Regions from separate parts of the Mus musculus genome. Here region 1 is linked to region 2. Evidence: chromatin loops called from intact Hi-C (ENCODE). Cell type or tissue: heart. All regions are shown on one strand.

The links. A loop is a pair of places that touch in the nucleus more often than their neighbours do. Peaks named below come from ENCODE experiments on the same cell type or tissue, not always from the same donor. Only the 100,000 strongest peaks of a DNase experiment are listed, where the experiment ranks them.
Region 1: a loop joins it to region 2, with 3 times the contacts of the local background. A loop is called at or near these places in 4 of 42 quality-filtered maps.

What each region holds. Positions count from the first base shown.
Region 1 is chr9:14,275,060-14,277,559 of GRCm38, reverse strand. It overlaps Sesn3 (sestrin 3), which reads right to left and starts at 1,259. Exons shown (of 10, transcript NM_030261.4): 1 at 931-1,259. The coding sequence starts at 1,008. In heart, CTCF peaks have their summits at 1,536 (motif pointing left) and 2,447; DNase peaks (open chromatin) are centred at 449, 729, 1,369 and 2,339; H3K4me3 peaks cover 2,500 bases; H3K27ac peaks cover 2,398 bases.
Region 2 is chr9:14,379,608-14,382,107 of GRCm38, reverse strand. Endod1 (endonuclease domain containing 1) reads left to right here and starts at 866. Exons shown (of 2, transcript NM_028013.3): 1 at 866-1,437. The coding sequence starts at 1,138. In heart, a CTCF peak has its summit at 1,065; DNase peaks (open chromatin) are centred at 227, 1,007 and 1,577; H3K4me3 peaks cover 2,415 bases; H3K27ac peaks cover 1,790 bases.

The DNA.
Region 1 (2,500 bases), 100 kb after region 2:
GAGCGCAAATATTTGAGCTTGCTTATTTATGTGCTTGCTTGTTTTTCCTAGGACATAAAGAGCAATCCTAAATTGACTGTAGATAGGAAAATTGACAAAAACGGCACCATATTCATCTTAGCTCTCAAATATGCACAGCTCAGCAATTTTAATTCATTGGTGCTGGACAAACAGAAACACCTCACCTAATGATTTCATTTCATGCAATGTAAAAATAAGAGTGTAAAAAAGAAACAGATTATATTAGTCAAGGAGGCTATTCAGATCTTATTAAAACCTCTTCTGCGTCTACAGGGACATTTTGTCATCCTTTCTCTCCCTGCATCCCCATCCCCCACGGGGCGATTAAGCCAAGTAAGCTAAACAATACTGGAGTAAACTTTCTATCAGTCACTCTGGAAAGCAATAAGCCAATCCTGGGTCGGATTTTCTCGATCGACATCGCGGTGGGGGATGATAAGGAGGGCGAACCCAAGTCGTCTTCAGCCTCCACCTCCACCAACCCAAGCTGAAAGCGCTGGAAGATCGAACAGCATTTCCTATGGGTATAAAGTTCAAGATGCCTTCATGGTGCCTTTCGGGACCCACCAAGAGAATGTCAAGAGGCGGTGCCAAGGCACCGTAGGCCTGGCAGAAGCGACCCAGTCGAAGAAAACACCCCCCCAGAGTCAGCCACCGGGGAGAGGCAGCCAGTCTCCTGCAGACCAAACTGGTTGCTGTGATTTCAGGCCAGCCTCCATCCCCAGCCGAGCCGGTTCCTCCCAGCATCCCAGCATCCCTTCAGCCTCGGGGCAGACCCGGCGGCAGCCCAGGGGCCGGGCGCAGGGACCCGCGGGGGGACACTTTGCCTCTCGTCCCCCCTCCCCCGCAAGCGCCGCCCGGACCCGGACCGTGGGGAGCGCCTCGCCGCCGGACGCGGCCGCGCCGTACCTTCCGCAGCACTTTCCGGCAGTTGGTGCAGAGCAGGTAGTTGGCCGAGGCCGACGCGCTGCTGCCACCGCGGTTCATCGCGCCGGAGCCGGGCTGTCACCGCGGCCGCTAGCGAAGGGCTGCTTCAACGTTCTCTTCTCAGGGGGTCGGGCGGCAGCGACGGCGCAGCGGCTGCCCGCGCGAGCTCGGCGGGGACGGCAGCCGCGGCACTCAGCGACCCGTTGTTCCTCCCGCCCCCATCGCCAGACCCCCGCCCCGCCAGCCAGGACGAGCAGCCGCGGCCGTCTCAGCTTCTCAGTGCGGCCCCGCCCCCGAGGCCCGCCGCCTTCAGGGCAGCCGCGCTGGGCACCGCCCCCTCCCGCCAACCAGACGGCACCGGCAACGCCCCCTTCTGCACCCGCATCCAATGAGTGGCTCCGGCCAATCGCGGGAGGCGAGAGCAACACGAATCTCCGGGCAAGTTAAGTTTATCTCCGAGGCTCGATGCTGAAGAGTGACCCTGGGTTAGTTAGGTAGTGGGGTGGGAGGGACTCCAATCTACCAATGAGAAATGGAGGTGTGGTGTATGCAAATTATCAGGAACTCTAGCGCCACCCTCAGGACAAGCCACGCCTCTCTGCAAAAACCGTGCAGAATGGAGAGTGAGATTAAATAGCTGGAAGCTAGAGCTCGCTAGAGGATCTGAGACCTAGCTAAACATTTCCTGATCTCTCGGGAGTGGGCCGGGTGGACGCTAGAACGTTCCTTCCTCCGGGGCAGAGATTCAGCTTTCTCTCCATGGATCTAAATCTAATAGCTGTGAGGAAGACTGCGGTCTTGCAGCACTTTGCTCCCACAGATCTCAAAGAACTTTATGTTCTTTATGCACTCTGTAAATCTGGTACGAAAGACCAACTACCTACGGCTGTAGAGTTAGAAGTCTACACAGCTATTGGAGTTGGAGACCCGGAGACACATCTTTGGTTTAGGGGTTTTTCCCTCTCTCCGACGATCGTTCTCACAGCAAAGAAAGTTCGTTTATCATGAACAAGTCAGAGATTGATACACACACACACACACACACACACACACACACACACACACACACACAAATCCTGTGGGAGGCCTCTGGTTAGAAACTTGCAGAGCACAATCCCTGCCTGTGATGGAAGGTTTTGAGTACGAATTGCCATTTAAAACGATTGGACTGGACCTTCCTCTCTCAAAACTGACAACGGTGAGTCAGGGTTTAGCTTCTATGTTCTGGAGACAGAAGGCATAAGTCACTGAGGAAAGCTCCGGCTGGCCAGATGCCCAACCCAGGCGAGTGAGAGAGCCAGGTACTCCGAGGGGCCAAACACCAACCCCGGACTGCAGACCAGACTCTGGCTGCCTGCTCCCCAGTGAGAACAAAGGCGGTGCAAAGCGAGCACCTGATTGGCTCAGGGTGCTCACCGGTGTCGTGGAGCCCATGATAGGGTGCTTCTGCTACTGGCGCAGAGCACCAAGCTCCCAAGAACTGCAGTTCCCCAGCCGGCCTTGGCGGTGACCACACCGCACTGCGTGCTATGACATCACCTGTTTTCGCTCT
Region 2 (2,500 bases):
AGTTCCCTAACCTAATGTATACTGTTGCTCCAGACCTCAGTTTTATTTTTAAACTAAATTAATTACTTCAGTTTGAGTCAGGGTCCAAGAAGCCCATTCTGCCTTTGAACTCCTGGTCCCTGTGCACACCACCACAGCTAGTTATTTACTGGGAGTGGGAACCGGGGCTGGGCTTCTTAATCCTAGTCAATCACTCTGCTCACATCCCAGCCAGATTCCTCTGCTCTTTATTCCACCAGCCTGTCTCAAGTCCCTCCCACATTCTTTTCCCCTCTGGGAAAGTCCAGCTTGGGGCTGCCTTCCTCAGGGTGTCAGTTCAGATATCATCTTTTCAGGCCAACTTCCTTCACTGTATCCTAAAACCCTGTAGGAGTCACGCAGTGGATTAACACTGGGTTTTCAGTGATTCCGTAAACAGCATGTTTTGTTTGTTTGTTTGTTTGTTTGCTTGTTTTTTAATTAATACTAGGCTCACCAAACAGAGATCCTGCTCTTGTCGGTTATCACTCTACTAATTCAAGGTGGGGGTGTGCAGAGGCATGTGAGCAGTGGGATGAATACAGGGTGTTGGCTGTCTTGTTCCCTTCTGAGTTTCGGTTTGATATCTAATGCTCATACCAAGTAAACCACGGCCGGGCTGTGCTGTCTGCCTAAGAACTTCCTTTATCAGTATTTATTTATTTATTTATTTATTTATTTATTTATTTATTTATTTATTTATTTATTTATTTAGCAGGGTCTTACGGATCCCCCTGCCTCTACCAAAAACCCGGCTTTAACAGGGTTTCTTAACTGGGGTCTGATGCGGAAGGGTAGGCACCGTCTCCTCTGTGGACATCTCCCCATCCCGGAGGAACCTGGTGCACGCAAGGTCCGACTTCTCAGCGCCAGCCCTGGGGACAGCCCCTTGGGCTAAGCCAGTCCAGCGCGGAGGGGGAGCTCTGGCACACAGCAGCGCCGCGGCAGGTGTCCGGTCTCCAGGGGTGGGTGCAGCCGCAGAAAGCCGCGGCTGAGCACTGCAGCCATCTTCGGGGTGGAGGCGGAGAAGGGGCGCGGCCTTGGCCCAGAGCCGCCCCGCCAGAGAGGCTCACCGCGGACTTCCCTGCTCTAGCGGCGCCCGGCCGCGCAGAGGCCGCCATGGGCTGTGCGCGCTGGCTGGCGCTGGGCGGCCTCCTGGCCCTGGCAGGGCTGTTGCAGGCCCGGCTGCTGCTCCCGCAGCAAGCGGGCTTCGGCGAATGCGACCGTTTCTTCTACAAGGGGACCCCACCCGCCGGGCTGGCGACCGAAGCGCACGTGAGGATCTGTCAACGCTTCGCGGGCTCCGAGCGCTTCGCCACTCTGTACAGTCCTGGCCACCGCATCCCCGTGTTCTCCGCGTTTCGCGCTGCGCGCCCGGCGTCCCGCAGTGCCGAGCAGCGCGGGCTGCTGGAGCCGCAGGTAAGCAGGACTCGGGAGAACCGGGATCTGAAGTTCAGATCTACCCCCCAGCGTCTCCCCATCCCCAAACTGCAGCCTGCCTTGCCTGGGTGGGAGTCTCCACTTAAGCCGCAGGGGCGGGAGGTTCCCCGAGGAGATGGCCCTCCCTCCTCTTGGGCTCAGACGTCTGCAGTGTCTGGTTGGTTTCCTGGGTAGTAGAGAACATGAACTGGGAGACAGCCCTTGGTGGCCAAGACCGGGCAGATCCGCGGGAAGCACAAGCTTCCCAGGCCCGCCCACATCCCCTCAGCAACATTTGGGCGGTGGGCAAGTTCACCCCACTTTACAGGAAGCAGCTCCAGACAAGGAGGGGTGAAGGAGCTTGCAGAAGACCACCCAGCTGGTGAGATGAGTGAGCTGGTCTTGAGGCTAGAAAATCACTGCCCTTTCTGCTAGGGGAAAGCTTCTGACAGTGCAAGGACTTTGGGAAGCTCAGTGGGGGTAGTACCCACGCAGAAAGGACAAACCAGTTTTTCCTGAATCTTCGTATCTGTAGATTATCAGACCATTGCAATCAAGTGACCTTTCACAGTGTTGGGTCTGTCTGGCGGCAGGGATCAAACACCGAGAAAGCCTTCCATGGGCCATACAGAAACTGCTGACTGGCTCTCCTCTGCCAGGTCTCCGCAGTAAGACACCCTGTCCTGCCTCTCTGACTTCTCCCCAGCCTTCCAGCCCTGTGTGTCCCAGAGCCCTTGGTTCCTGCCGGCCACCAATACAAAGCTTCTGGCTTTCAGGTGTCTCCACCTGAAAGTATGGATTGTACCTTGGTCATATTTCCAGCTACCATTGGCCAGGCAGGTTTCAGGCAGTCTGCACCAATATTACCTTCTCACATCCTCCTGTGTCCAGCGTCCTGCTGTAAGGATCTCTGAGCTCAGGCCAGTAGAAAGAGTTCTTAGCTTGTGCATATAGGGAAGATATGTGCCGATCTAAACTTACTTTCCCTCAGTATACCCCTAGAAGTTCTTTATGTACCCCTGGTCTGGGAAGAAAGCAGCAACCCAGTCCATTCTCATTAAGT